2 separate regions of the Mus musculus genome follow, and region 1 is linked to region 2. Evidence: chromatin loops called from intact Hi-C (ENCODE). Cell type or tissue: left cerebral cortex. All regions are shown on one strand. Each heading gives the region's core, and the rest is flanking DNA. Links, peaks and the distances in the headings are about the cores only.

Region 1 (14,577 bases), core at 1-2,500, 170 kb before region 2:
TTTTCTTTCTCCTCCTGGTTCTTAGCCCTTACCCCACCCCCACCCCCAGGCCAGGGATCCTTCAGCATCACTTGCCAGACAAAACTCAGAGCTGGGACGCACAGCTCTGTGGAGGCGCGTGCAGAAACTGACTGGAGAAGGGTCAAAGTGCAGTACGAACGGAAATGAACTTTAAAAAAACGACAGCGCATCTTTCAGTGCCTCAGGCCTAAAACTCCTACTTTGCTAATATCTCAGGAAGCATCCTAGCACCACTAGCCCCGCTAAGTCACCACGTCTGTAGGAAGAACTTTTTCTTTTTCCACCGCACTTTCCCCGTACCGCAGAGAGAGCTCCCGCCCGGTCAAGGAGAGATGGAAGAAACAGAAAAGTGGGGGACACAGAAGTCGCGCTCAGGTGACAGTCCCTTAAAAAAAAAATCACCATCGTGCACTAAACCTGGTGTTCCCAGGAGTCAGTAAAACGTGCGGCTGTGCTTCAATTGCCACTTGTCCGCAGCTCTGGGCGCCACAGAGCTGCTTAAATCAAAGCAGATGCGGCTGCATCATTCTCGGCTGTAGACCTCATGTTTGTCCAGCTGGTCACCCACGGAGCGGGGCGCCATGGGGTCCTTGGGGTCGACGGGATAGGAACTCAGTTTTTCTGAAACTTTGGCAGGGGCCAGGGGAAGCAAGGAGAATTTCAGCCCTTCTAAGAGTCCTTCTGTAGATCTCGGACGTCCCTCCCCAGGGCCGCACCTGCACACTGGGGGCTGGCCCTTGTTGCCCCAGTTTTCCCCCACCCCCACCTCGCACCAAATGTTCCATATTGAAGACCTTGCCAGCACCGAATTGTGCAGGCGCTATACACTCTATCGAAGGAACGCGCAGAAAAGCTGTCGCCTTGTATGTCCTACCATCCCCGAGGGTCCTGGTGACTCACCGCTACTCAGCTCATAGCCAAAGAGGGGGGCTGTGGCGAGCTGGGTGGAAGTGGTAGTGGCGACCATACAGTTCCACCTCTCGTGTCGGAACTGGCTTCTGCACTCCTGAATGCCCAGCCTGGCGCCCTCGCGGATGCTAGGCAGCAGGTACGGTTTCCTCTTGCACAGCTCCTTCTGGCGGCTGTTCAGCGGCAAGTCGGCGCAGCCCAGCTTCTCCGGTACCCCGAAAGAGGCGATGCCCAACCACCTGTAAGACGCGGCACCCCTGAGGTAAGCCTCTCCCCTTTCCCTCCCCCACCCCAAAAGCATTAGGTCAGCGTTCCTAGGGTCTCCACCCCTTCTCTCCCAGCCTCAAGTTGAAAGCCCACTAGTTGGGTCATTCCTTTGACCAGCCACCCTATATGCCTCCACAGAGCCCATACTCACATCCAGTTGCCCTGGGTTCCGCAGGGGAGCAGCGACAGCACGGCTGCCCACAGCGCACACAAGCTGGGCAGGGCCAGGAGCGCCGCTCTGTCCATGGCCCACGCATGGAGACCCCCAGCCCCAGCCACTCCTCCTCTGTCTCCTCTCTCCAGAGGCCCGCAGGGCCTGGGGTCAGTTTCTTAGCACCCAGTTGTTCCTTGCTCTCTTTCCCCTGGAAGGTAACATTAAACAGGGCAGCAAGGACAGAGACTATCAGCAGTCCCCTAGGCAAGATAAGGCGGAGAAAGTAGCCTAAGGTCCTCTGGCGCAGAGGTGAGGATGAGCTGGAGATGCGGGAGCTTCCCTCACTTTCCAAGGTGAGAAACTTCTGCTGATGTCTCTGTGTCTCCATCGCCCCAGGCTTCTCCTCGCATCTCCTCCCCCCCTGACCGCGCCTGGAGTCTGATTGGCTCAGCAGCAACCCTGTACCTCACCATCTGGAAACTTCAGTGTCTCATTGGCTAACAGTGGGCTCTGCGGGGGGCGCTCCTGGGCTGAGCCTCCGTGACTGTCTAACTAGACCTGGGAGTGTCACGACCTTTCCTCCTCTCACAATGTCCTTAGAGGAGGTCACTGCGAGACTGAGTCAAGCGGAGAGCAAAGAAACGATGAGCACTTCTTAGCATCCTTGAGAGAAAATCTAGCCACATCTAGATTTACCCTTTGAGTAAAAAGGGTAAAGGTGTGGGGGGGCCCGAAGGGAGGGGGGCGGAGCACTCTGCTCTTCTTTCTTGTATTTCTCACTGGTGAATTATCTTTATAAGGTCAGAATTGATACCACAAAAAGCTGATCTTTCCACCCTTGGAAGCGGAGAGGATAGGCGAGAAGGGTTCTTTTCGTGTCATTGTATACACATTTATTTCCAGCTTTCCATCAAATTTCCCCGTATTTTACTTAGGTTCTGTGATGGCTTTTCTCATTTGTCTTATTTCTGTAGCTTTTGGGAGCACAGGCTTTTCTAAGGGGGAAAATGGCAGGCAGACAAATGGGTGAGAGCTGACTAGAGCATTCCAAATAGATGAACGCTGTCCCTACCCTCTTCTGACCCACACTGACCCCACCCCCCACCCAAGGATACCTTCCACAGGGCTACCGAGTGGAAACAACGACAACAGAAATCCTGCACCCACACCAACTGCATGCCCAGACCTATGGAAGTTTGTGGAAATAAGACCCCTTTCCACCAGTGTAAAACCCAGCCAGGCAGACAAATCTAAGGCCAGATGAATTCTGATCATCAGTAACAGAGATTATAGGTAAATGGAATTGGCAGCTTAGGCTTTCACCAAATGTACTTTAGAAGCAGGAAGGGTTCTGAGAAGCAGTCAGAGTTTTGTCTTCAAGAACCCTTTGAAGGTGCCAGGAATATGCTTTGTTGTGGTATCAGAGAGCCCCGCCTCCTCTACTTACAGGCACAGGGTTTTCACCTGCTCCCAAGAGGACATCTGGAATGTTAGTAAACTCTCCAGGTGCTATCATCTCGGTGGGTGACCACACTTAGCCTCAGCGCTGAAAGGCTTGGACAGCTTTTGCTTGCTTTTAATACTCAGCCTCACTTAAGGTCAATCAAAGCTCACTCACACACCCATCCTGTCCCATTCACTCCTTTATCCAGCAAGCACTGCGCGCACACTACGTACCAGGTCCTAAAACCACACTGTAATTTTTAGAAAGTCAAGTTGATGATAGGGTATGGTTACTGATCCAGAAATATTTTGGCTAATAGCTAGTGGCCTCTCTGAAAGTCGGAGCCTTTATCCAAGCCCACTTTATCCTCTAAGCCTCTCCAAGAAGGGACCAGAGTACACCCATAGCTGTTCCACGGCCATTGGTCCCGGAGAAGCAGATAGTCTTTTGAAGCGCAGCTCACAGAGTGGATTAACATGATGAGGAACATCCCGAACAGATGCCTAAGTGGCCTAAAGGCTGAAAATAGAGACATTTCTTCCTTGTAAGGGAAACTGGAGAGGGTGCAATCTTGGGTTTGGGTAGAGGGTGTGGAGAACATCAATTGCTTAAGCTGATTTTTAAAGGCCAACTGTGTTTGATTTTTTTTTTTAATTCAGAAATATATATTGAGACTGCTTTGGGTTAAAATGTGAGACTGGCACTGAACCACACAGCTGTAGAGATCATAATTTACTTGACAAAACAGACAAGTAAACTCACAATTACATTCTGATACAGTCAGTGTGGGAAGTAAAGTGTGCCGTGAACACACAGCGAGGATAATCCAGAGTTGTGGGCCAAATGGACGAGCCTGCTGAATCCTGCCTTCATGTTTCCTCTAGGGATCCAGTGCTGCACAGGCATTCTGCTAAAGCCTTGGGAGAGACATCAGAACATGCCATTTAGGGAATCAGCCCACCAGCACAACATTTTCAGGTCCAAGACAGTCCTATAGTGTCTCTTTCATGTGGTCTAGGGCTTTTATAACAAAGTAGACGTGTCCATTAGTTCACCCAGCTGGAGGGGTACACTTGACATTCAGTGAGCAGACAGGTGAGTGCCAGGCTCTGTGAACTTTCACAAGTGAGAGCCTGTTATATGCCCGCAGATTTCCTTTTACTCTGTCTCTTTCTTCTTTTCATTTTTTTTTTAAAAAAAGATTTATTTATTGTTATATGTAAGTACACTGTAGCTGTCTTCACACACACCAGAAGAGGGCATCAGATCTCATGACAGATGGTTGTGAGCCACCATGTGGCTGCTGGGATTTGAATTCAGAACCTTCAGAAGAGCAGTCAGTGCTCTTAACCACTGAGCCATCTCTTCGGCCCCTTTTCTCTTCTCTTCTCTTCTCTTCTCTTCTCTTCTCTTCTCTTCTCTTCTCTTCTCTTCTCTTCTCTTCTTTTCTTTCTTCCTTCCTTTCTCTCTCTCTCTCTCTCTCTCTCTCTCTCTCTCTCTCTCTTTCTTTCTTTCTTTCTTTCTTTCTTTCTTTCTTTCTTTCTTTCTTTCCTGTCCGCTACTTATGCCTGCACAGGTAGACCTTTGGCTGCTGGAGGATGATAATCAACAGGGTTCAGTTCTCTCTTTCCACCATGAGGGGATTAAACTCAAGTCATTAGGTTTGACAGCAAGCACCTTTTACCACTGAGTCAGTTCAGAGGCCTCATCTCTCTCTCTCTCTCTCTCTCTCTCTCTCTCATTTCCTTCCTTCCTTCCTTCCTTCCTTCCTTCCTTCCTTCCTTCCTTCTTATCTTCCTTCCTTCCTTCTTATCTTCCTTCCTTCCTTCTTATCTTCCTTCCTTCCTTCTTATCTTCCTTCCTTCCTTCTTATCTTCCTTCCTTCCTTCCTTCCTTCCTTCCTTCCTTCCTTCCTTCCTTCCTTCCTCTTTCAATGATTACAGAATGCTACTCTCCATAGTTAATGTGTACAGATTTTGTATATAAGGCAATACATTTGGGGAGATAGGAAATTTGCTAGAGATATCTCTTCTAGTAGCACAAAGCCAGTGGCCAAGTTTACTTTAGGCAGCCCAGCCCGTTGACTACACATGTTGGTGTATATCCTCATTCAAAGCTACCATTTGCTTTTCTTCCGAAAAAAATCTCAGATTGTTAAATATTAGGGCCTAAATTTTTTAATTGTATTTTTAACACAAAGCACGCAGCAGCTACTGTTTTGTTTGTTTCCAGGAATGAACAAAACCTATAAAACTGGAAGGTCTCCCAAAGATCTCTGTGAGAAGCCAATGTCTCTGAGCCAGGTGGCAGTTTGCTGGGACAGGCTTCCATTTTCCTGTCCTTGCTGAATTGGACTTGAGTGGGGCAGTGGACACAACAGTGGAAGGAGCACTATCCTGGGACGCTGTCCCGGGATGGCCCCTTGGCAGAGGCAGTGATCTACATAACACACCTGAACTCTAAGTCTGAGTCATCTCAGAATGCTTAGAAGCTATGTGTCGGTCATATGTGAATCTCTTACTGAGGCTCTCCTACCAACAGTAGGACAGCTGCAGGCTCGACAGGCGCATGTCTCCTTGAGACATGGTGGGGCACGAGCATCTTATATCTTCACAGCGTGCTTCCTTCTGAATTTCAATGAAATACATTTTTAGAATAGGAAATATTTTTTTAAATGGTCAGATTGTAACTCACCACATTCTAATCAGATCAAATGAAAATTTATTGTCAGAATTAAATATGTTATAAGTACTTCATCATCCTGGAGGATGAAATCAAGAACTCATTTAGGAGCTATTTTAGTCTATTAAATCAAGGGGGCTCATCTCTACTCTTGCTAATAGACATTAATGCTTTCTATTAAGATTAGAGGAATAACAGAAAAGATACGTTAAATCTAGCCATACATATACAGATTTCAACTACTTTGTTTCTTTAGCCAAATGTTATTTAATATTTTTAATTCTGTAATTTGGAGCGGGGGTGGGGGTGGGGACAAAAATCTCACCTGACCAATGGGCCTTATGCTCGGTATACTATGCCTCTCACGGATGCGGGTGCCACCTCTGTGAGTGGTCATTGGCTGAAGAGGGCCTTCCTAGGGTTCAAACTGAGGCTTTCATAAATGCTAGGCAAGTGCTTTGTCATGGAACCATACCTGTGTCCCAAAATATTTTAAGATCCACACTATTGCTTGTTCCAGAAGTGAGAAATAATATATTTATTTGGTTGGTTTTTTTGTTTTGTTTTGTTTTGTTTTGTTTTGTTTTGTTTTGTTTTTAAGGAAGGATTTCTCTCTGTAACCACAGCTGTCCTGGACCTCACTTTGTAGACCAGGCTGGCCTCAAACACAGAGATGTGCCTGCCTCTGCCTCCTGAGTGCTGGAGGGCAAAGCATGAATGAGCCACCACACCCCGAAAGGCGTGAGAACTAAGATTAATCCCACCTCGTGCCCTGAGCTTACTATCCCAAATTTGATCAATCTATTAATATGTCTTCGGATTTTCACAGGCGACTGAACTATCTGTAATTTCTTGGCTCCATAAGAAGAGCATGGCTTTGAACTTATTCCCTCCGCAAGAAGGGGGTGTTCTGAGCTGTGCCTCTGAGAAAGAAGTTTGGGAGAAAACACAAGGCTTTTAAGGGCTTTCGCCCAGGAGCTTCTTCCCTCTGCTCCCCCCCCCCCCCAGCATTTTCCCTCCCATCTGTGTGGTCATCTCTGTCCAGATTACTAAGAGAACCAGAAGAATATTCAGTTGCCAATAAATCCCACCTCTAACCTGAGACAGTTGTAGGTTACTAGATGTAGAAGCCAGCAGAGCCTGTTCCCTCTGGGAGTTTTCTCCCAGTCCCTGGGAACTCAGTAAAAAAGTCTGCTTGCATAGATATGCCTTGGACTCTGCCTCTGGCAGCCCATCAGAGGGCGAGACTTCTAAGGGCCCTGTTGTAAGAATTTCTGCTGCAGATCACAGAGACTTAGGCACCGGAAACTGATACCAACAGCAACCCAGCTGGCCTTCCCTCCCACGACAGAACAGAAGACCAGACGTGGCTTTTCACATAACTGGGTTTCCATCCATTCTATTTTAAAGTTCACCTGGATTCTGCAAGTGTGGAACAGAGCATGGGCTTGTGGCCACTGGCTCCCGGGAGGGGGTGGAGAATTGTGTTCCGGGCATCCCGCTGTCCTTTGGTGGCCAGAAAAGCTTGTAGGAATGGCAGCCTTAGGGTAGGGGGAAACACCAGTGGTCACCTTGGAAGAAAGAGCAGGGTCTGGAAAGAGATGGGAGTGTTCTCTTTAAGTTTCCACAGCTACAAAAGGTAGGTATTTATTGACTTGTCCTGTAGTTCAAGGTTGAAAAAGTCTCACATGCTGTTCATAGAAAGCGGGCATCTCCTTCCATCTTGCCTAAAATACCATATGGGTCTTTGTGTGTGTGAGTGCGAATGTATGTGTTTAAATGTGGTCTATGGCATGTGCTCATATGGGCAGGTACATGAATGAGGAAGCCAGAGGAGGACATCAGGTTTCCTGCTTTCTCACTGAACTTGGAGCTGGGCTGGAAGCCAGCCAGCTCCATATATCACCCTGTCTCTACCTCTCACAGTGCTGGGGTTACAAACTCATACAGCCATGCCTGGCTTTTACATGGGTACTGGGATCCGAACTCAGTGCCTCATGGTTTGTGAACAGTCGGCACTTTTACCCACAGAGCCATCTCTCCAGCCCTAGAGTTAATAGAGTTCACCTTAAAATCGGCCTCAAGGGTGACTCTTTTCTCTGAGTATGTGTAGCTAGCATGCAGTGGTTTTAGAATGGGGGAGGAAACAGCAAACTGTGCAAACAAGAAGGGTCGTTTTTACCTAGAGTCCAGGTAAGTAGAAGACACAAAACTGAACTATATACAGAGACCATGTATCTAAGTATTCCTTTAAATTTTTTTTTCTGAACTTTATACCAGTGAACACAGTATTCCTTACAAAGGAAAAAAAAAACCTAACAAATTGCTTCGCCTAGAAGCATTTTATTAAAGTAGTACAAGCAGAAATTTTGAGGTAGTTCATTTAGTCTTGACCACATTCATCTTAGTCCAACTGGGAGTCTGTGTAATTACACTTAATGCTGTGATGGCATAAATGTCATTTAGTCAACAAATTGCCGGTCAAGAGCCAGCTAACACTGATGCTGCACACATGTGTGAAGGGCTCCTCCTCACGGTGTTTCACCTCCCATACTAAACCCTCATGTGGTTCTGGCAAGCAAATGAATACAGAGTTTCTTGAACCTGGCCAATAGACTAATGACATTTGGTGTTTACTCAGGCCCCAGTCTTTACAGGAGGCGAATCACCTAGAAACCTGACCTTGATGCTTTTATCTTCTTGACTGGAACCATTCTTATTTTTAAATCTTTCTTAATGTCAGTTTGAAGCCCTCTGATTCATTCAGGGTTTTATCAGTAGCCCTTATTTCTGATTAAAATCACCCCGTCTCTATTCTCTGTATTCATCCTGAATTAATTTTTTTCTTTGGCATAAAAATATGCTTCCATATTTATATTCAATTTCTTGGGACACTCTGCCACTAAAATTAGAATTTTTCCTTCTCATTCAATCACTTTCCCACTCAACCAGTTTCTAGATCATAGCACTTTAGGGGACATCCATCTTTATATCCCTTTCTGAGGTCACAACACTTTAGGAGATGGCCATCTTTATACTCCTTTCTGCCCAATGTTGACATCTCTGGAGATCTCTAGCACAACATTTTTCTCCAAACTTGCTATCCTTTCACAGTGATCCAGTGTGCCCCGATAGATATCAGTCATCAGTTATATTATGTGTCTTTAAGTCATAGACTATGAGGAAGTGTTTGCATCTTCCATTGTCTACCACAGGGCCAAACACACAGTATCACTCAGTAATGGCTGAGTGGTATGGTTTTTAACAGACAAGGAGGCTTTTTATAAGAATGGTAGCTGCAGGAAGCAATAACTTCAGAGTCACCAGCATTGGCAACGATGTACAGGTCCTTCACTTTTCAATAGGAAATTAGCTGTGACCTGCCCAAGTTCCAAGGGGATTTCTACCTGGCTTTAACCAGAGATGTCACATCTTTTGTTTCTTCTAGTGTTAAAATCAGTAAGTAAACTGAGATTGTTAAGTCATTATGGTAAGTCTGCAGCCATGTCATGTGCTTACCTACCAGGAAAACATTTTGAGCTATGCTAATAATTCTTACCAGAGTTTTCCCTGGAGAAAGCTCTGATTCGAGTGGGCAAATGCACAGAGCCAGGAGATTTATGAGGGCTCGGAGACAAAAAAACACAAGTGCTCAGTAGGTGTGAGGTATGTTCCAACTGCAGCCTCCCACCTTCTGTTAATGATTATGGGAAGGGAGGCATCAATACAAAAACAGGCAACTCGAGGCCTCTCAAGTTCACAATCCGATGAAGTCTTCTGGTGCCAGACCAACTGTTTGGGGTTGTCACATGGTTTAGTGGAGCAGCCTCCAAAACGGGCTGCAAAACCACAATTTTGATATCCTGGGCCAGATGCCAGAACAGAATCGGAATCCAGCCGACTGAATCAGAGATTGCAGTTGCTATTTCAGCAAGAGCGCATTGTCCGAACCCCCCGGGGCTCGCTCGTGAAACCAGCAGCAGGCCAATACGGTGGACTCAGTTTTTTTTTAATGCTGTTGTGGGGAGTGAAGCAATATTTGCCTTATAGGCTAACTGAGTTAGGGCAGGCTTTAGTGGAAGGAGTTCCCTTTCAGGAACTGATTTGGCCCTCAGCGTGTCTTAATCTTACAGTAATTGTTGGCAGCACAGGGTGGGGTTCAGTGCTGGAATCTAACGTGTCATGCTCCACTCCCCTAGCCCTAGGGGTTCTGATGAAGAAAGCATGCATGCAGGGCACTGAACTGAGTAAATATCAGTGTTATGGAGAGAAAAAAAAAGCTGCTTAGTAGGGTGAGACCATGCAAAATTCATCCTCTGAAACTGGAGAGAGCATGGCCAATAGATAAAACAGAGCTGATCCAACATTCACACCAAACCTCAGGCTAAAGGACAAGCATAATATAATCTCTGACCAAGCACTTATTCAAGACCTGATACTGGAAAGAGGCATCGGGAAGTGGAGAGCTTGCTCCTTTTGAGGATACAGAGGGCTACGGAGAAGGAGGGTGGAATAGTTTCCTTTGGAGACTCACCAACCATGCTTCAGATGAGAAATCAGGTCAGATTTCTCACCATAGAAGGAAGAAAGGAGAGTCCAGACATTTCAAAGAGGCAGAGAGATGCTAATTGGTTCCGCAGTGTGTCGTAAAATTTATCGCAGGTCCTCAAAATAGCGAGGCAGGCCGGGAAAAGGTGGCTCATACCTTTAATCCTAGCACGTATGGGGCAAAGGCAGACTGATGTCTGTGAGTTCAAGGCCAGCTTGGTCTACAGAGTGAGTTTCAGGAAGCCAGGACTACACAAAGAATCTCTGTCTCGGAAAAAAAACAAAACAAAAACCAAACCAAATCAAACCAAACCAAACCAAACCAAACCAAACCAACTAACCAACCAAACAAAAGAAACTGTAGAGTGTCACCTAAGCTGAAGGTAACACAGCTGCAGTGCGCATGTTCTGGACTGTATTCAGAGAAAAGGGAAATTACACGATCAATCACCTGTAGAACATGTTATCTTGTTTTGTTTTCAGTCTTCTTTCTTAACATTAAAATGAACTCGTCATTCTTCATACCTTGCCATCTTAGGCAAGTGGCCCTGAAACATATGGAATAAGCTAACTTATAGGAGGTTGGAAAGCTGGATGAAATTAAAATTTAAAAATAATAATTAAAGAGAGCCTGTGAGGGCTTAGTGGGTAAAGGTGCTTGCTGTGCAAGCCTGGGGTCCTGAGTTTAATCCCACGGACAGGTAGGAGGAGAACTGACTCCAAAAAAGGGCCAACTGCACAAAGTTGTCCTCTCTACCTACACATATCCACAAACATGTGTGCACCCATGCAGACTCACATACATACAGCAATAGTTTTTTGAAAAATTGTCTTGTAATCTGTTACATTTGAGAAATACCATTGAAGTATGTAGACGAACATCAAAATACTAAAAGCAGTATTCTGACTCATTTACTAGTCACAACTACTTGTTAAGAGGTTATGTATTTTGCAGCTTTCATATAAAGCACATACTACATGTGTGTGATGGCTACATGCAAAGAGATCTGACACAGCTTTCAGGATGATTTAAGGCAGCCAGTAACATTGTGATAGAAGGTTACTTTTGGCAATTGCTTTCTTTAAGGTGTGTCCTCCTTGGAATTCAAAAATGAGCAAATAAAAGCATTTTTCCAGTCATAAATATATTTCACAGCTGGAGAAAGCAGAAGAGGGTAGGAAGGTTGGGCTCACACAGGACTGCTTTTCCTTCGGGTTTAGATGTTCTTAGTAACTTCATCAAGCCGAGGGGTTTTTGTGTGCCTACTTTTTAAATGTTTAAACAATACTATCTGACCAAAGACATATAATAGACTGGAGCCAGGGACACCTTGAATACAGAGATCTTCCTGTAACAATTCTGATAACAACAGGGCTTATAAAAAGTTAGATAGTGGCACAGATGGTCCAGCGAGTCATGTACAAAAGGAGAATCTCCCAGGTTCTCACTTGCTAATTCTTTCCCCAGAAGTAGTAACTTCTATTTCTTCAATTGATTCTTTTAGTATTCTTCTTTGTTACATTATTATTGTTGTTGTTGTTTATTAATTATTAGTGTATGTCAGAGCTTGATGTCAGATGTCTTTCTTGACCACTTTTTTATATCTACCATATGTGTGTGTTATACCTTATACCTTATGTAAGTAGGGTCTCTTGCTTGAATATTGAAATTTCTGATTCTACTTATTCATCTTGCTGTGGTGATCCTGTCTCTTCCCTGCCTGGGACTGTAGGCCTGTTATTGCACCAGCCCAGGATTTACATGGGTGCTTAAGGTCTGAAATCCAGTTGCAACACTCGTATAGCAAGTGCTTTGTGTCAGCACTGAGTCACCTCTCTCGGCCTACTTACTACTTTTGAAATTGTAAAAATCTTAGACATATTCTACAACTTTCAGACCAATTGCTGAACGCAATACTTTTAAAAGTCTTTTGAATCATTAGTGTGACTATTTCAAGATTATAGTTACATTAACACTGAGCCTTATATTATTGTTGTGAAGACAACATGGTATAGTCCTGCATGGCCTAGATCTTGCTATATAGTCCAAGTTGGCTTACAACTCACAGAGATTCACCTATCTCTGCTTTCCAAGTGTTAGGATCAAAAGCATGCAATGCCATACTTGCTAAGCCTTTATCTTATTATCTTTATAATTATTCATGTTAATCCACATGTTACTAATAGTTTTTTTTCTACCTTACATCTTCCATTTGACTAGTTTTCCTTTCAGATTTTATTACAAAATGAATATTTTTAATTATATATTTTATATATGAGTTATATATGAAGTATTGCTATGATCAGCCTCACAGTGTTAGATGAATGATGTTCACTAACCGAGGCATCACCTCAAACACCAATGATTCTTTTCTTTCTTTCTTTTTTTCTTTTGTGATGAGGACAGTTGAAGTTTGTTGAAGTTCTAATGAGGTTCTCTTTCCACCCACCCCCACCCTGTGTGTGCTTCCCAGTTTTGTATAAAAAACAAAAACAAAAACAAAAACAAAAAAAAAAAACAGATATGTGGACTTATTTCCCGGTCTTCAATTCTATTCCATTGATTAGTATGTCTTTGATAGTTACAACCCTACGCAAAGCTCAACTCCAAATGCATCAAACACAATGACACCAGATACACTGATTTTGACGGAAGAGAAAGTGGCGGCTAGCCTTGAACTCATTGGCACAGGAGATGATGTTCTGAAATGAATACTGATAGCACAGGCACTAAGAACAACAATTAATAAATGAGTCCTCACGAAACTGAAAAGCTTCTGTATGGTGAAGGACACTTACCATTTAGAAAAGAATCAGACTACAGACAGGGAAAAGATTTTTTTTTTTTTTTTTTACCAACTACACATCTGAAAGAGACCTAATAACCAAAATATAGTGAACCTGAACATCAAGAAAACACATAACCCAATTAAAAATGGGCTACAGAGATAAACAGAAAATTCTCAAAAGAGGAAACTCAAATGACTAAGAAGCACTTAAAGAAATGTTTGATGTTGTTAGCCATTAGGGAAATGCAAATCAAACGATTTTGAGATTATCTTAAATCAATCAGAATGGTCAAGATCGATAAAACAAATGATGGCTCATGCTTGTGAGGATGTGGAGTGAGAAGAACTCTCATACATCATTGGTGGCAAACTTGTACAGCCACTATGTGAATGAGTGTGACAATTCCTCACAAAGATGGGAGTCAGTCTACCTTAACACCCAGCTACACCACTCTTTCTCGAATACCCAAAGGACACTATCCTACTACAGAGATAATTGCTCTCCTATGTTCATTGTTGCTCTTATTGTAATATCCGGAAATTGGAAACAACCTAGATGTCCTTCAACAGATGAACAGATAAAGAAACTGTGCTACATTTACACAATAAAATATTACTTAGCCATTTAAGAACTCAAATCATGAAATTCACAGGTAATGAATGGAACTAGAAAAAAATTATTCTGAGAGAGGTAACTCAGGAAAGATTTACCAACTATAGTATGTACTCCCTTATATGTAAATGTTAGCAGTTATGCCATTAATAATCAAGGTACAACTCGCAGAAGTCAGGTAGAGAGTATAGACTAGTGGGGAGAAATGAATTTCCTTAGGAAGGGGAGATAGAATAGATAATTCTTGATGCATGAGGGTGGAGAACTGGAATAGGAGGAGGAGAGATGAGGGATGAGGGAGAGAATACAGGGAGGGACAACTGAAACTAAGGACAATTTGAGGGGTAGCATGGAAACCTAACAGAATAAAAGCTTCCTAAAATTAGGTGATCTAACTGAAATCACCGAAAAGCTTGGAGACAGAGGCCCACCTCGATATCTGTCACCAAATGAAGCTTCCAGTACTGTGAATGAGTTACATTTAATCAAGTTCTTGTCCAAATGGGTCCCATAGGAGCCCACAAACAACGCAGGCTATTGCCAAGGCTCTCCACAAACTAATGGTAAGGCCGTAAAACACCTATATAATTCATTGAACATGGAGAAGTCAAGCTGTTTAAGCAATTTTTGTTGTTGTTTTTATAGGGTTTTCCTGTGTGCTAACTTGTACGCCTCTGGATCTATAGGCTTCTTTCTTTCATTTATTTATTTATTTATTTATTTATTTATTTATTTATTTATTTATTATATGTAAGTACTCTGTAGCTGTCTTCAGACACACCAGAAGAGGGCGTCAGATCTCGTTACGGATGGTTGTGAGCCACCATGCGGTTGCTGGGATTTGAACTCCGGACCTTTGGAAGAGCAGTCGGGTGCTCTTACCCACTGAGCCATCTCACCAGCCCCCTCTTTCTTTCTTTCTTTGCATGTCTTTGACTCCTTTTCTTTTCTTTTTTTAAAAAAAGATTTATTTTATTTATTATATGTAAATACATTGTAGCTGTGTTTAGACAAGGGAATTAGTTCTTGTTACAAATGGTTTTGAGCCATCATGTGGTTGCTGGGATTTGAACTCAGGACCTCCGGAAGAGTAGTCAGTGCTCCTAACCACTGAGCCATCTTACCATGCCTCTGGATCTATATACCTTCT
Region 2 (15,929 bases), core at 7,686-10,185:
TTTGTTTCTGTAACTCCTTCCATGGGTGTTTTGTTCCCACTTCTAAGGAGGGGCATAGTGTCCACACTTCAGTCTTCATTTTTCTTGAGTTTCATGTGTTTAGGAAATTGTATCTTATATCGTGGGTATCCTAGGTTTTGGGCTAGTATCCACTTATCAGTGAGTACATATTGTGTGAGTTCCTTTGGGATTGTGTTACCTCACTCAGGATGATGCTCTCCAGGTCCATCCATTTGGCTAGGAATTTCATAAATTCATTCTTTTTAATAGCTGAGTAGTACTCCATTGTGTAGATGTACCACATTTTCTGTATCCATTCCTCTGTTGAGGGGCATCTGGGTTCTTTCCAGTTTCTGGCTATTATAAATAAGGCTGCTATGAACATAGTGGAGCATGTGTCCTTCTTACCAGTTGGGGCTTCTTCTGGATATATGCCCAGGAGAGGTATTGCTGGATCCTCCGGTAGTACTATGTCCAATTTTCTGAGGAACCGCCAGACTGATTTCCAGAGTGGTTGTACAAGCCTGCAATTCCACCAACAATGGAGGAGTGTTCCTCTTTCTCCACATCCTCGCCAGCATCTGCTGTCACCTGAATTTTTGATCTTAGCCATTCTCACTGGTGTGAGGTGGAATCTCAGGGTTGTTTTGATTTGCATTTCCCTGATGATTAAGGATGTTGAACATTTTTTCAGGTGCTTCTCTGCCATTCGGTATTCCTCAGGTGAGAATTCTTTGTTCAGTTCTGAGCCCCATTTTTTAAGGGGGTTATTTGATTTTCTGAGGTCCACCTTCTTGAGTTCTTTATATATGTTGGATATTAGTCCCCTATCTGATTTAGGATAGGTAAAGATCCTTTCCCAGTCTGTTGGTGGTCTTTTTGTCTTATAGACAGTGTCTTTTGCCTTGCAGAAACTTTGGAGTTTCATTAGGTCCCATTTGTCAATTCTCGATCTTACAGCACAAGCCATTGCTGTTCTGTTCAGGAATTTTTCCCCTGTGCCCATATCTTCAAGGCTTTTCCCCACTTTCTCCTCTATAAGTTTCAGTGTCTCTGGTTTTATGTGAAGTTCCTTGATCCACTTAGATTTGACCTTAGTACAAGGAGATAAGTATGGATCGATTCGCATTCTTCTACATGATAACAACCAGTTGTGCCAGCACCAATTGTTGAAAATGCTGTCTTTCTTCCACTGGTTGGTTTTGGCTCCCTTGTCGAAGATCAAGTGACCATAGGTGTGTGGGTTCATTTCTGGGTCTTCAATTCTATTCCATTGGTCCACTTGTCTGTCTCTATACCAGTACCATGCAGTTTTTATCACAATTGCTCTGTAGTAAAGCTTTAGGTCAGGCATGGTGATTCCACCAGAGGTTCTTTTATCCTTGAGAAGAGTTTTTGCTATCCTCGGTTTTTTGTTATTCCAGATGAATTTGCAAATTGCTCCTTCTAATTCGTTGAAGAATTGAGTTGGAATTTTAATGGGGATTGCATTGAATCTGTAGATTGCTTTTGGCAAGATAGCCATTTTTACAATGTTGGTCCTGCCAATCCATGAGCATGGGAGATCTTTCCATCTTCTGAGATCTTCTTTAATTTCTTTCTTCAGGGACTTGAAGTTTTTATCATACAGATCTTTCACTTCCTTCGTTAGAGTCACGCCGAGATATTTTATATTATTTGTGGCTATTGAGAAGGGTGTTGTTTCCCTAATTTCTTTCTCAGCCTGTTTATTCTTTGTGTAGAGAAAGGCCATTGACTTGTTTGAGTTAATTTTATATCCAGCTACTTCACCGAAGCTGTTTATCAGGTTTAGGAGTTCTCTGGTGGAATTTTTAGGGTCACTTATATATACTATCATATCATCTGCAAAAAGTGATATTTTGACTTCCTCTTTTCCAATTTGTATCCCCTTGATCTCCTTTTGTTGTCGAATTGCTCTGGCTAATACTTCAAGTACTATGTTGAAAAGGTAGGGAGAAAGTGGGCAGCCTTGTCTAGTCCCTGATTTTAGTGGGATTGCTTCCAGCTTCTCTCCATTTACTTTGATGTTGGCTACTGGTTTGCTGTAGATTGCTTTTATCATGTTTAGGTATTGGCCTTGAATTCCTGATCTTTCCAGAACTTTTATCATGAATGGGTGTTGGATCTTGTCAAATGCTTTTTCTGCATCTAACGAGATGATCATGTGGTTTTTGTCTTTGAGTTTGTTTATATAATGGATTACATTGATGGATTTTCGTATATTAAACCATCCCTGCATCCCTGGAATAAAACCTACTTGGTCAGGATGGATGATTGCTTTAATGTGTTCTTGGATTCGGTTAGCGAGAATTTTATTAAGGATTTTTGCATCGATGTTCATAAGAGAAATTGGTCTGAAGTTCTCTATCTTTGTTGGATCTTTCTGTGGTTTAGGTATCAGAGTAATAGTGGCTTCATAAAATGAGTTGGGTAGAATACCTTCTACTTCTATCTTGTGAAAAAGTTTGTGCTGAACTGGAGTTAGATCTTCTTTGAAGGTCTGATAGAACTCTGCACTAAACCCGTCTGGTCCTGGGCTTTTTTTGGCTGGGAGACTATTAATAACTGCTTCTATTTCTTTAGGGGATATGGGACTGTTTAGAAGGTCAACTTGATCCTGATTCAACTTTGGTACCTGGTATCTGTCCAGAAATTTGTCCATTTCGTCCAGGTTTTCCAGTTTTGTTGAGTATAGCCTTTTGTAGAAGGATCTGATGGTGTTTTGGATTTCTTCAGGATCTGTTGTTATGTCTCCCTTTTCATTTCTGATTTTGTTAATTAGGATTTTGTCCCTGTGCCCTTTAGTGAGTCTAGCTAAGGGTTTATCTATCTTGTTGATTTTCTCAAAGAACCAACTCCTCGTTTGGTTAATTCTTTGAATAGTTCTTCTTGTTTCCACTTGGTTGATTTCACCTCTGAGTTTGATTATTTCCTGCCGTCTACTCCTCTTGGGTGAATTTGCTTCCTTTTTTTCTAGAGCTTTTAGATGTGTTGTCAAGCTGCTAGTATGTGCTCTCTCCCGTTTTTTCTTGAAGGCACTCATAGCTATGAGTTTCCCTCTTAGAAATGCTTTCATTGTGTCCCAAAGGTTTGGGTACGTTGTGGCTTCATTTTCATTAAACTCTAAAAAGTCTTTAATTTCTTTCTTTATTCCTTCCTTGACCAAGGTATCATTGAGAAGAGTGTTGTTCAGTTTCCATGTGAATGTTGGCTTTCTGTTATTTATTTTGTTATTGAAGATCAGCCTTAGTGCATGGTGATCTGATAGGATACATGGGACAATTTCAATATTTTTGAATCTGTTGAGGCCTGATTTGTGACCTATTATGTGGTCAATTTTGGAGAAGGTACCATGAGGTGCTGAGAAGAAGGTATATCCTTTTGTTTTAGGGAAAAATGTTCTGTAGATATCTGTCAGATCCATTTGTTTCATCACTTCTGTTAGTTTCAGTGTGTCCCTGTTTAGTTTCTGTTTCCATGATCTGTCCATTGGTGAGAGTGGTGTGTTGAAGTCTCCCACTATTATTGTGTGAGGCGCAATGTGTGCTTTGAGCTTTACTAAAGTTTCTTTAGTGAATGTGGCTGCTCTTGTATTTGGAGCATAGATATTCAGAATTGAGAGTTCCTCTTGGAGGATTTTACCTTTGATGAGAATGAAGTGTCCCTCCTTGTCTTTTTTGATGACTTTGGGTTGGAAGTCAATCTTATCAGATATTAGGATGGCTACTCCTGCTTGTTTCTTCATACCATTTGCTTGGAAAATTGTTTTCCAGCCTTTCATTCTGAGGTAGTGTCTATCTTTTTCTCTGAGATGAGTTTCCTGTAAGCAGCAAAATGTTGGGTCTTGTTTGTGTAGCCAGTTTGTTAGTCTATGTCTTTTTATTGGCGAGTTGAGACCATTGATGTTAAGAGATATTAAGGAAAAGCAATTGTTGCTTCCTGTTATTTTAGTTGTTAAAGGTGGCATTCTGTTCTTGTAGCTGTCTTCTTTTAGGTTTGTTGAGGGATTACCTTCTTGTTTTTTCTAGGGCGTTGTTCCCGTTCTTGTATTGGTTTTTTTCTGTTATTATCCTTTGAAGGGCTGGATTCGTGGAGAGATAATGCGTGAATTTGGTTTTGTCGTGGAATACTTTGGTTTCTCCCTCTATGATAATTGAGAGTTTGGCTGGGTATAGTAGCCTGGGCTGCAGTTTGTGTTCTCTTAGTGTCTGTATAACATCTGTCCAGGCTCTTCTTGCTTTCATAGTCTCTGGTGAAAAATCTGGTGTAATTCTGATAGGCTTGCCTTTATATGTTACTTGACCTTTTTCCCTTACTGCTTTTAGTATTCTATCTTTATTTAATGCATTTGATGTTCTGATTATTATGTGTCGGGAGGAATTTCTTTTCTGGTCCAGTCTATTTGGAGTTCTGTAGGCTTCTTGTATGTTCATATGCATCTCATTCTTTAGATTTGGGAAGTTTTCTTCAATAATTTTGTTGAAGATGTTTGCTGGACCTTTGAGTTGAAAATCTTCATTCTCATCCACTCCTATTATCCGTACGTTTGGTCTTCTTATTGTGTCCTGGATTTCCTGGATATTTTGAGTTAGGATCTTTTTGCATTTTCCATTTTCTTTGATTGTTGTGCCGATGTTCTCTATGGAATCTTCTGCACCTGAGATTCTCTCTTCCATCTCTTGTATTCTGTTGCTGATGCTCAAATCTATGGTTCCAGATTTCTTTCCTAGGGTTTCTATCTCTAGTGTTGCCTCGCTTTGAGTTTTCTTTATTGTGTCTACTTCCCTTTTTAGGTCTAGTATGGTTTTGTTCATTTCCATCACCTGTTTGTATGTTTTTTCCTCTTTTTCTGTAAGGACTTCTACCTGTTTGATTGTGTTTTCCTGTTTTTCTTTAAGGACTTGTAACTCTTTAGCAGTGTTCTCCTGTATTTCTTTAAGTGATTTATTAAAGTCCTTCTTGATGTCCTCTACCATCATCATGAGATATGCTTTTAAATCTAGGTCTAGGTTCTCAGGTGTGTTGGGGTTCCCTGGACTGGGCGAAGTGGGTGTGCTGGGTTCTGGTGATGGTGAGTGGACTTGGTTCCTGTTAGTAAGATTCCTCCGTTTACCTTTCGCCATCTGGTAATCTCTGGAGTTAGTAGTTATAGTTGACTCTGTTTAGAGATTGTTCTTCTGATGATTCTGTTACCGTCTATCAGCAGACCTGGGAGACAGATTCTCTCCTCTGAGTTTCAGTGCTCAGAGCACTCTCTGCTGGCAAGCTCTCTTACAGGGAAGGTGCGCAGATATCTTGTATTTGGACCTCCTCCTGGCCGAAGAAGAAGGCCCAAAACAGGACCTTTCTCAGACACTGTGTTGCTTTGGCAGTTCCCAGGTAGTACAGACTCTCACCTAAGCAGACTAAATTCCTAAGTTCCTTGGAGTCCCGGGACCAAGATGGCGACCGCTGCTGCTGTGGCTTAGGTCGCCTCCCCAGCCGGGCGGGCACCTGTCCTCTGGTCCGGAAGGTGGCCGGCTGTCCCCGGCCCACACAGGGTGCTGCCTCAGCGCCTCTGTGCTTCTGCCTGTTCCAGAAGCTGTCAGGTTCTCTGGCGCACCCTCTCACCTGTTCAGACTAATTTCCTAAGTTCGGCGGGTCCCGGACCAAGATGGCGACCGCTGCTGCTGTGGCTTAGGCCGCCTCCCCAGCCGGGTGGGCACCTGTCCTCTGGTCCGGAAGGTGGCCGGCTGTCCCCGGCCCACGCAGGGTGCTGCCCCAGCGCCTCTGTGCTTCCGCCTGTTCCAGAAGCTGTCAGGTTCTCTGGCGCACCCTCTCACCTGTTCAGACTAATTTCCTAAGTTCGGCGGGTCCCGGACCAAGATGGCGACCGCTGCTGCTGTGGCTTAGGTCGCCTCCCCAGCCGGGCGGGCACCTGTCCTCCGGTCCGGAAGGTGGCCGGCTGTCCCCGGCCCACGCAGGGTGCTGCCTCAGCCCCTCCGCGCTTCTGCCTGTTCCAGAGGCTGTCAGGTTCTCTGGCGCACCCTCTCACCTGTTCAGACTAATTTCCTAAGTTCGGCGGGTCCCGGACCAAGATCCTGATCGCCATTCTTACTGGTATACGCTTGTATACACACATGTGCACACACGTGCACGCGCGCGCGCGCGCGCACGCACACACACACACACACACACACACACAGAGAGAGAGAGAGAGAGAGAGAGAGAGAGAGAGAGAGAGAATCTATTGGATCTATTGGTCACCGTTATAATTTAAATTTTGGTACTTTTTCGAGGCTTTTAAAGGTTGCTTTTAAATGCATTATAAAAGCAGTTGATGATCATATTTCCCAATGGAGTCACTTTTTCCCCCCTTCTTTTTCAGTGACTATAAATGGATCTCTCCTTTCCAGCAATCAAACCCTGAAAACGGCGTGGTAATAGAGGAAGTCAGGCAGTGGGGGAAATAGAGAAGTCCTTTTGTGCTACAAGCGAAGTATGCCAGGCTGAGAACTACGGATCCCACAAAAAGAGGAAACTGGCTATCTTGCCTCTACTCTGAGTCAAGAAACTGAGAGTTTCCCTTGTTCCTTTGCTTCTCCTGTTTCAGCAGAGGCCGATTGCATTACAGTATCACGAGTGATAAGTTCCTACAGGTGAGTGGGTACCTAAGCCATTGAGCTAGACTGTTATTTAATACATGTAAACCAATTAAGATAATCAGTATATTGGTAACACTGTCTTAGGTTCACAAGGTTTACTCTCAGTCCTCTATACTATGGGGCTGAGTTGTACAAAATATGTCAGTCTTTTGTTGGTTAGCTTGGTCTTCTGGTTACAACTCACATAAGTAACCTATGTATACAGGCTGAAAGAGCTACAAGGAATCTTTGAACCTCGCATCACATTAGTACCTTAACAATTAATTTGAAATACTATTTGAACATAGATTTATACAAAGACATATCAAGTAAAATATAAATTATTTTCTGTAGTCTACATTAGTGGCAGAAATGAAAGAAAACGCATTAGACACGGACAGTCATGTGTAGTTATTACCGAAGCTTTGATATTGACCAATAAATTGATGAACATCCCAAAAATTCCAGGGTGAGCAAAGCATTGTCCTTCTAAGGATTGAAACCTGCAAGAGCTGCTATGAGGATGCTACTAGCATATATTCTATTATTGAACTCCTGTGATATTGCTACTACCAATTAAGATTAGGCTGTTTTAAAAAGTCTTATTATATTAATTATGCTTATTTTTCCTCAAAAGAGTAATTAAAAAGTAACAAACTGGTTGCTTGTACATGCCCCAAAGCTAAGAATGAAAGACCTTGGAAATATAGCAACATCTTCCCCAGAGACCTGTGACACCCTGGCAGCTACTGTGATGTCATACCCTTTACTTCTGGTAAAGTCCATATTATTAGCAAACTCTTAAAGCAAAGCATCGACATCTTCCCCAAAGGACGGAAACAGCTTACAAAAGCGTTGTAAAGAAATATCTGTGTGTGGTTTGAAGGGGGAAAATCGGGCAGTTTATGGCTAATCTATTAATATCATAATGTCAGTCACCAAGTGGAAAGAAATGTCACTTTTGTTTTACCAGTTGGAATTGTCCCAAACTCCCAAGTTCCTTTACAAAAGTCCTAATTGAGTGAATTTCCTCGAATGACAGGCACTGATTTAATTCCTTTTCATAGTTTCCGTCCTAGAAAGGGTAAAAAAAAAAAAAAAAAAAAAAAAAAAAGCATTAAGTGACTTGGAACCAGTCAACCATCTTTCCTCACTCCTTCTTAATAAATAGATCAAACTCTGTAACACTCTGTAACAGCTAAACTTATTAAAGTTATAGAATTCACAGAAATGATATGTTGTCACAACACTATCCAAAGATTTAAAAAAAAAACATACTTGATAAGACCAACTGTCTGAGCTAAGCCAACAGTACCTTGGTAGTAAGGGGGTGGGGGCTGTGAGTGCAGGAGACAGGATGTGTGGGACCACAGTTTAGGAATGCAAGTTTCCCCCTTGGGCCTTCTGAGTGCTCTAGAGGTGAAAATATCTCAGAGCATCTGTGCAGGTAGCCCCAGTGTGGATCACTGCCGGTGAAGGGTTTCATAGACTTGCACCTACCAGCCCAGGTTTCCACACAAGTATTTGCCTCCTAGTGTGACCCTGAGATGGAGTGATGCTGTGGGAAGAGGTGTGTATGACAGACACTATCAGTACCTTTGTGAGAATTTTTACATTCTCGTCTTCCAAATTCTCCAAGTATGGGGTTCAAAAAAAAAAAAAAAAAAAAAAACAATGGAGGAATATACTATGATAACCTGTACAGAGATTTTAGTGTATAACCATTGTGCTAGCCTACCATTAAAAAAAAAAAAAATCAGCACTCCTCTGAAACACTCCACCCTGGCTGTCAGCATCTAGCTTGCAGTGCTAACAGTCATGAATATTTAAGCAAATTAATGTTTTAGATCAGTTCCCCTGGAGTCATCCTGGAGTACCCTGGCATCCTAGATTGCCTTTAAAGAGTTCTAAGAGCCTCTGTGAAGTATCCTAAAGTGTATAAACATCTACCATTGTTTCAAAGTATCCATGAATATTCCTCAACAACTGTGAGCTTTTTTACATCACTTTCTTTCATAACCTTTCACAGGCCCACTGAGTCAATATAAAACAATGTTGCCCCTTAGACCAGAAAAAAAAAAATCCAGAAGCTCACAATAATAGGTAATAATTACAAATTAATTTCAAGTAAAGAATTAAATCGCACAATAAAAATAACCGGTGACTGCAAAACCGCTTGTCAGTGTGCAAGTGTGAGCTTACCACGAATGCACCTGCTGAGTCACGCCTCTGCAACATCTCAGAAACCATGGACAGTGAAGACGCATTGGAGAAGAGGAAGTCGAAAGTATCCCTTAAAATAATATTTTCCGCATTTTGGTCCTCCGCGCTGAAATTCTCATCATCGTGAAAATGTAAATGTTCATGTACCTTTGAAGGAAGAGAAGCCAGTACAGTGAAAGGAGCCCTTAAGGCCTGGCTTATTCCAGGTTGGATTGTAGACCAGAGCTGCCATCTAGTGGTCTTCTGGAAGCTAACAGTTTTGTAAACGTGAGGACCGCTTCTGATGAAGGAAGATGCCAATCTTTTTTTTTTTTTTTTTCCATTTTTTATTAGGTATTTAGCTCATTTACATTTCCAATGCTATACCAAAAGTTGTTTCAACAGTGCGTTCATTTATCTTGAAACGCTTTATAGCTTACTATATTTCTCCACGGAAGATAAGACATGACATCCTTCCCCAAACACACGTTTTTAAAAGGTTGATGTCTACGATTACATTTGAAAAGTGAATGGCCACTTAAAGATTCTGTAAGATTGAAAATTTTATAGAAGAATCTTAAAACTGCAAATATTATAGTTTGGGAAAAAAGTAAATATTAGTAGAGTTGAACTCTGGTTACCCATTAGATTATTTTCTTTCCCTTACCTTCCCACTTTATAGCTCAATAGACAGCTTTTAAAAAATAAGTTAATGGATTCAATTTTTAAAATCTTTACCACTGAAGGCTGCTTAGAAGAAAAATATGCTGAGATCTGAAAAAAAATATGCTGCAATCTAAAAGAGTTATAACTCAAAGAAAACTAAAAAGAAAAACCCTCACATTTATAGGTACATATACCAGAAAAACATTTTTAAAATACACAGGACTTTCTATGCCTTTAAATTAAAATTTAAAACTAATTTGTTTATTTGTATTGCTAGGATAAAACCTACAACTTAGTACATTCCAGGCAAGAATTCTGCCAGTGAGCAGTCTGTCTAGTCCCCACAGATTTCTTACTTAAAATGGAGACCAAGGACAGAGTTATCTTTTCACAACACCACGAAAGTCCCTGAGTCACCTGTTTGCTATTACCGATATGTCTTGCTTTTCTCCGTGAACACGTATTTGACTTAATACCATCTTTGTTCATGAATTTGGGGAATTTGGGGAACTACAGGAAACTCGGTGTTTGTCCTGGTGTGTCTGCCATGGTTATTAGAGTTCACAGATTCCCCACTTGTTAGGAGCCATGGGTGCATCAGCCTGTACTGACTGCAATGCTAGTTATTATTAACCAACTGGTAGCTGTGAATGAAAACACACTCTCACCCCCCAATACACACCCTTCATCCTGCTCACTCACCTGGAGCACCACAGGATATCCTGAATCTCCATAACCAACATCAAAGGTTAAAAGCTGAAAACACTGTATACATCTAGAAGGGAAAGAACAAAGTAACGGGACATCAGAGTCTCTTAGCTACTCTTACTCTGCTATTGTAGCATTGTTAATAATTGATACTATTAAATTTCAATAAGTTAAAAGGTCAGTAGCATGCATAATAGGGAATTACATGAAACTGATTGTGGGGTTGAATCTCCTTTGTTCAGTAAAGAAAATGCAAATAGGCCTCCATTTTGCATGATATACTACATTAGCTAATGATGTTATTCCATGAGAACCCTGATATGGTTATTTTTAACACAGACATGTGCAGAAAGTGTGGGAATGAGCACCTCTCTCTTTTTGGACAACTAGAGTTAACATTTCCTTAGAATAAAGCAAATAAGCTAGAGTCAAAGAAGCTGAGGTCCGAGAACAGAGGTGACCCCATTTTCCCATCAAAAGCTTTTGTTTCTTTCTCAGCATCTGAAATCATTAGGACATTTGAGAACAAAATGCATTACATCTAGGCAAAGTTATATGCAGTCAATACTTAGTATATTTGCTGAAAATACTTTAAAGTTGTCTACAATTCCAAATTAATTTTAGGATCCAAGCACAAGCTTGTAGACCCAGCACTTAGGAAGTGGAGACAGGAGAATCATAAGTCCGAGGCTAGTGTATGTCGCAAAGTAAGATTGCTGAAAAAGAAATGATTATGACTATGATGACTATGATGGTGATAGTATGAAAAACCCTGAATTTTATTTCTTCTCACTATTTGGATACAAAAATGGCATGTACCAAACTCTGAAGTCTTAGAATCTGTAAATGAGGCCATGTATGTTTAAAAGATCATATTATAATGTGGTGACATACACTTTTCCAAGTACTATTTACTTTCCATAATTAAGCTTTACACTAATAAATTTTAGAGTCTTCCTCCCTTCTTCCCTCCTTCCCTCAATCCCTGCCTGTCTCTGTCTCTGTCTCTGTCTCTGTCTCTGTCTCTGTCTGTCTCTGTCTCTGTCTCTGACTCTGACTCTGTCTCTGTCTCTGTCTCTGTCTCTGACTCTGTCTCTGTCTCTGTCTCTGACTCTGACTCTGTCTCTGTCTCTGTCTCTGACTCTGTCTCTGTCTCTGTCTCTGTCTCTGTCTGTCTCTGTCTCTGACTCTGTCTCTGTCTCTGTCTCTGTCTCTGACTCTGACTCTGTCTCTGTCTCTGTCTCTGTCTCTGACTCTGTCTCTGTCTCTGTCTCTGTCTCTGTCTGTCTCTGTCTCTGACTCTGTCTCTGTCTCTGTCTCTGACTCTGACTCTGTCTCTGTCTCTGTCTCTGACTCTGTCTCTGTCTCTGTCTCTGACTCTGTCTCTGTCTCTGTCTCTGTCTCTGACTCTGTCTCTGACTCTGTCTTTGTCTGTCTCTTGCTCACCTATTGAAGGTCTTTGGTCCCAGAGTAGATGCGTCACTAAACACCTCAGCTACCAACAGGAGCTTGCTAATGGCTTCCTTCATGCTGTCCAGTGCTTGCAGAGGCGAACTGGTCCTCAGGAATGTCTCAAAAAACATCTGCAGCTGGGGGAAAAAAAAAACAGACATGGCAAAATAAATTTCTATCTGCCTATTGTTTCCAAGGTCAGTGATAGGAAGTGATCCTTAGGGTCCTTTAGGGTCTCCATGTCAAAACAAACGAATGAACAAAACAAAACAAAACAAAAAACAAGAAAAAACCCTTTAAATAGAAAAATGTGAGAATCTAAGATTTAAACATTTTTCATTTAAGTCACAAAGAAAAAGAGAAAGGTTCAAATACCTTACAACTCAGCTTGGCATTCTCTTTCCATTTTTCTTAGAGTATGGGATCATTGGAAGGAGAGTGCACCTAAAGTAGTATCAGGGTCGCAATCTGAGCTCTGTGGCTTGACATGTGGCTCTATCAGTCAGGAGAGTGGACTTCTGACTCTCTCCTCAAATTTGTGTTTCCTCCCTTTACAATGAGGCTAATACCCACTCACAAGAAAGCTGTGTGCCCAACACGGGGAAAAAATATTGGAAAACCAGTATAAACGATAAAATTATTTGGTTTTTAATGACCAATTTTCTGACTATATCAGAATAAAAATATCTTTCAAAGTTGTTTCCCTTTATCTCATTTTTTTTCCCTGGGGGCAACCTGGAACAGCCAGAGAACAACCTGGGAGAATCACAGGACTGGGATAATGTTTTAATCTAAGATTTCCTGTGATGGACAAGATAAGGTAGGATTAAGGAGGAGGAGAAACTCAAGTGTCTATGTCTTCTTGTCGACAATACAGTTAGCCTCACAAACAGCAATCCTTATTTCCTTAAATATTATGAGTCGTCAGACAAAACTACCTTTTGAAGATGCTTAGCATTACATTTCATGTCAATATTTTTCAAAAATATAAACCAAGTCTTACTGAGTCACAGACTTTCTCTAGATAAACATGGGCTTTCAAAGATAAAGAACAAAAAATATTTTTTGAGAAAACATGCAGCAGGTATTTGATGAATGCTTTTGGAAGAAGAGGCTAAACCTGTCAGAGCTGCAGAGGCTCACACACGGAAAACATCCGTCGTGATGATCATGAAGGACAAAGGTTGGCAGAAATAATCAATGGAAAATAGTAGCCATATCTTTAAAACGTGCCAGGGAAATTCCCCAACATAAACAACAAAATCATAAACTTTTACAAGCCAAAACCAGAAATCTAATGAGACCAGACGTTAAGACCCTAAGAACATATCAATGGCATCTGGCAACTGAGGTATTTTTCTGTTTTACTTAGGAAAATGAATGTAGTAATTGTATAATTAAAAGAAAACAAATTAATGCTAACAGTAAAATCGTTAACATCCGTGAGTCAAATTAGAATAACATTGCATGCTTCTAAATATAAGCAATATAAATTTCACTACATTCACCATAGTATATAGAAGGGGTTGCTAATGATATTTGTGCATTCCTTTCCACATAAATGTCACCTGAGTGTCACTCAGTTTAAGGTTAATGATATATCAATGTTGAAAAGTTCTGCATAGCAAATGTGGTGTGCAAGACTAAGTGTCAAATTACGGCCTCCATATGGGAGACCAGCAAATTAGTATCTTGGGATTGTATTTACTCCCGTGGTGTGAAGGTGATTGTCTCTCCATCAATAACCAGAATAGCCAGCAGTGGACAGAGAGTCTACTCAGTTAATCCATTAGCACTTTGGTAAGATTTCCATCTTGTAGGAAGCCTGCATTCTGTGACCTGGGGACACATTTCCAGCACTGTGGTTGCACCTCAACTCTGGCTCTGTGCCACATGGACACTCCATGGGATTAATAGCAGTTCCTGTTCTTCATACTTATTTAACTTACTCAGCACAATGTCAACAAACATCACATGTCATAAATAAAAGGAGCGCCATCTGGTATCTAGTGTGTGTGTGTGTGTGTGTGTGTGTGTGAGAGAGAGAGAGAGAGAGAGAGAGAGAGAGAGAGAGAGAGAGAGAGAGAGATCTGCAGCAAGTCTCCCAGAGAGAGAATAATACATTTATTATTCCCCATGAATCACTTAGACTAAATGAGCAACTCATTCCTGTTTCTGTTTTCACTGTGAACGACTAAGCTAATGATATTTCCTTTGTCATATTACCTGGGATCTGTGCATCTTCATGCACTCAGATGCACAATAACACATCCTTGATGACCTCGCAGAATGCATCCAATCAGAGGCAATTTGATATCAGTACCTGAAACACATCTCACTCGGGAGATGTCATCTTTCCCCTACAAATCCAAGAAGGAGCAACCTAACATTACCTTGCTGCTCATTTGAAACATGGAGACACACCCTAAATACTAAGCAAGCACTTCTGTCCTTTTAGAATGATGGATAATGCTCTCCCCCCTTTTTTGAGTGCTAGGAGTTGCAACAGTGCATCTTCAGTAAGTTCCTCATGACACTGCTACATCCTACCCCCAGTCAACATCTCTAAGTTAAATAAATAAGACAGTGTAACTTCTCAAGGAAATTGGGGCCTTGAACAAAAACTCAACAACTCATGTGGCAAAAAGTAGGCAGAAGATATTGAAGACCACTTGACTTGCATAGTTCATTTACGGTTGTGGATAGCCCTGTATTTTGATGCTAATTCTGCTTCCCCACAAGGGGCTGCCTGGGATGAGGAGTGAATCAGGTGGCTTCTTGTGAACCTTCTGCCCATTTTAACTTGTAAAATAAAGGCTAGAGCCAGTGATTGGGAAGTGGAAGGGAAGGTGGAGCTGAAAGGTTTTGGGGGAGAAGGAGGACAGGGGCAGGGAGGTGTTGGGGGAGAAAGGGCAACAGAGGAGGAAGTGGAAGGAAAATGGAGCAGAAACACTTGGCCTGGAGGAACCACAAGTTATAAGGAATCCCATAGCTGGGGAATATAGTAGTGTGTGGTAGATCTCCCCGATCTAGGCACATGGCCTGTATTCATATTAATTGAGTTGTGTTTTTTTTTTACACGGGCTTATTTGGGTTGGAGATTTTACCGCAACGTTTTACAGCCAATCTAGGGTACACAGTAGGATTTCTCTGAAAACTCCAATCAAAACAGGCAAGGACAACCGCAGAATGAGTAAAGCTACTCACGATGTTACTCTGTCTTACAGACTACTCATTTTCCTGTCTGTGCAACACCACCACCCAAATTTAGTGCTAAGTAAATGGATAGAAAATGACCTTGCGAGATCGCAGTTGTAAAGATGGGCAGCTTAAACAGCATTGCTCATTTGTAGGTATAAAAAAAAATCAGTAAGATGTGTTAGCATTTACAACGTTAATTCATTCAAGCAATGGAGACACGAATAAGTGAACCACAATTATGAATTGAAGGTGGAAGGGAGAAACTGAGAATGTGCCAAAGTATTTAGAGGTAAGCTTTTACTGTGCATTTGAGATCTTAAAATACTTTGAAAGTGTCCTGACTCTTCACCCGATTTGAGTACCTCATCACCATCCCAATATTTCTATTCCCTCATGAGAGAGAATGGACAAATTATTCTCAACGTATTGATTGGCTATTGATTAATGCATGCTAGTTATTCTGATTCAGACCTGTTGATCTTTTTGTCTCTTCTTCTCTCTAGACTGAGATATTTTAGGCTGGGTGTTACCTCTTTTACTTTTGACATCCCAGTATCTGAGGCAGAATCAGGGTTTAGTAAGGTTATTGAAGGAAGAATCCTAAATATGGCTTTATAGAAGCATTAGAGGAATTGTTTACAACAGCTTCCAGATAGTGTAGTTTTAAAACAATGTATTAGGCTAGGGATATAGCTCGTTGGCAGAACCTAAGACGCTGGGCTTAGTCCTGTACTGCAGATACATTATCTACATGGCATTTGTTTCTTGTGTGTGCCTTACTAGAATGAAACGATATGCATTTTCTTCACAGTGACTTTTAATAAAGATTTTGAAAAACAGAAGTTTATGGCTATTTGAAAGAGTTTTTAAGATAAGAAAATTTAATCCTAGAGCTAGAGAAAAGAGATGGAAGATTAACCAATATTAGTTTTTCTTTAAGAAAAGTCCTTGACTAACTAGGAACCTTCACCAGAATACTAATATATTTTGATCTGGGCTTGTGTGCCATAGTATTGTACGTAATAAATCAAGTTCCCCATGGCTTCTTTTGGTGTT

What was found. A loop is a pair of places that touch in the nucleus more often than their neighbours do. Peaks named below come from ENCODE experiments on the same cell type or tissue, not always from the same donor. Only the 100,000 strongest peaks of a DNase experiment are listed, where the experiment ranks them.
Region 1: a loop joins it to region 2, with 2.7 times the contacts of the local background. A loop is called at or near these places in 9 of 42 quality-filtered maps.

The regions. Positions count from the first base shown.
Region 1 is chr6:22,275,373-22,289,949 of GRCm38, reverse strand. It overlaps Wnt16 (wingless-type MMTV integration site family, member 16), which reads right to left and starts at 1,723. Exons shown (of 4, transcript NM_053116.4): 1 at 1,349-1,723; 2 at 922-1,169. The coding sequence starts at 1,443. In left cerebral cortex, for the core only: a CTCF peak has its summit at 1,091; DNase peaks (open chromatin) are centred at 1,043 and 1,812; H3K4me3 peaks cover 1,218 bases.
Region 2 is chr6:22,115,342-22,131,270 of GRCm38, reverse strand. It overlaps Cped1 (cadherin-like and PC-esterase domain containing 1), which reads right to left. Exons shown (of 22, transcript NM_001081351.1): 7 at 11,667-11,809; 8 at 10,215-10,287; 9 at 8,847-9,014; 10 at 7,615-7,719. Among named protein-coding and RNA genes, the nearest start is that of Cped1, 140 kb to the right of the region's middle. In left cerebral cortex, for the core only: a CTCF peak has its summit at 9,100 (motif pointing left); a DNase peak (open chromatin) is centred at 9,073.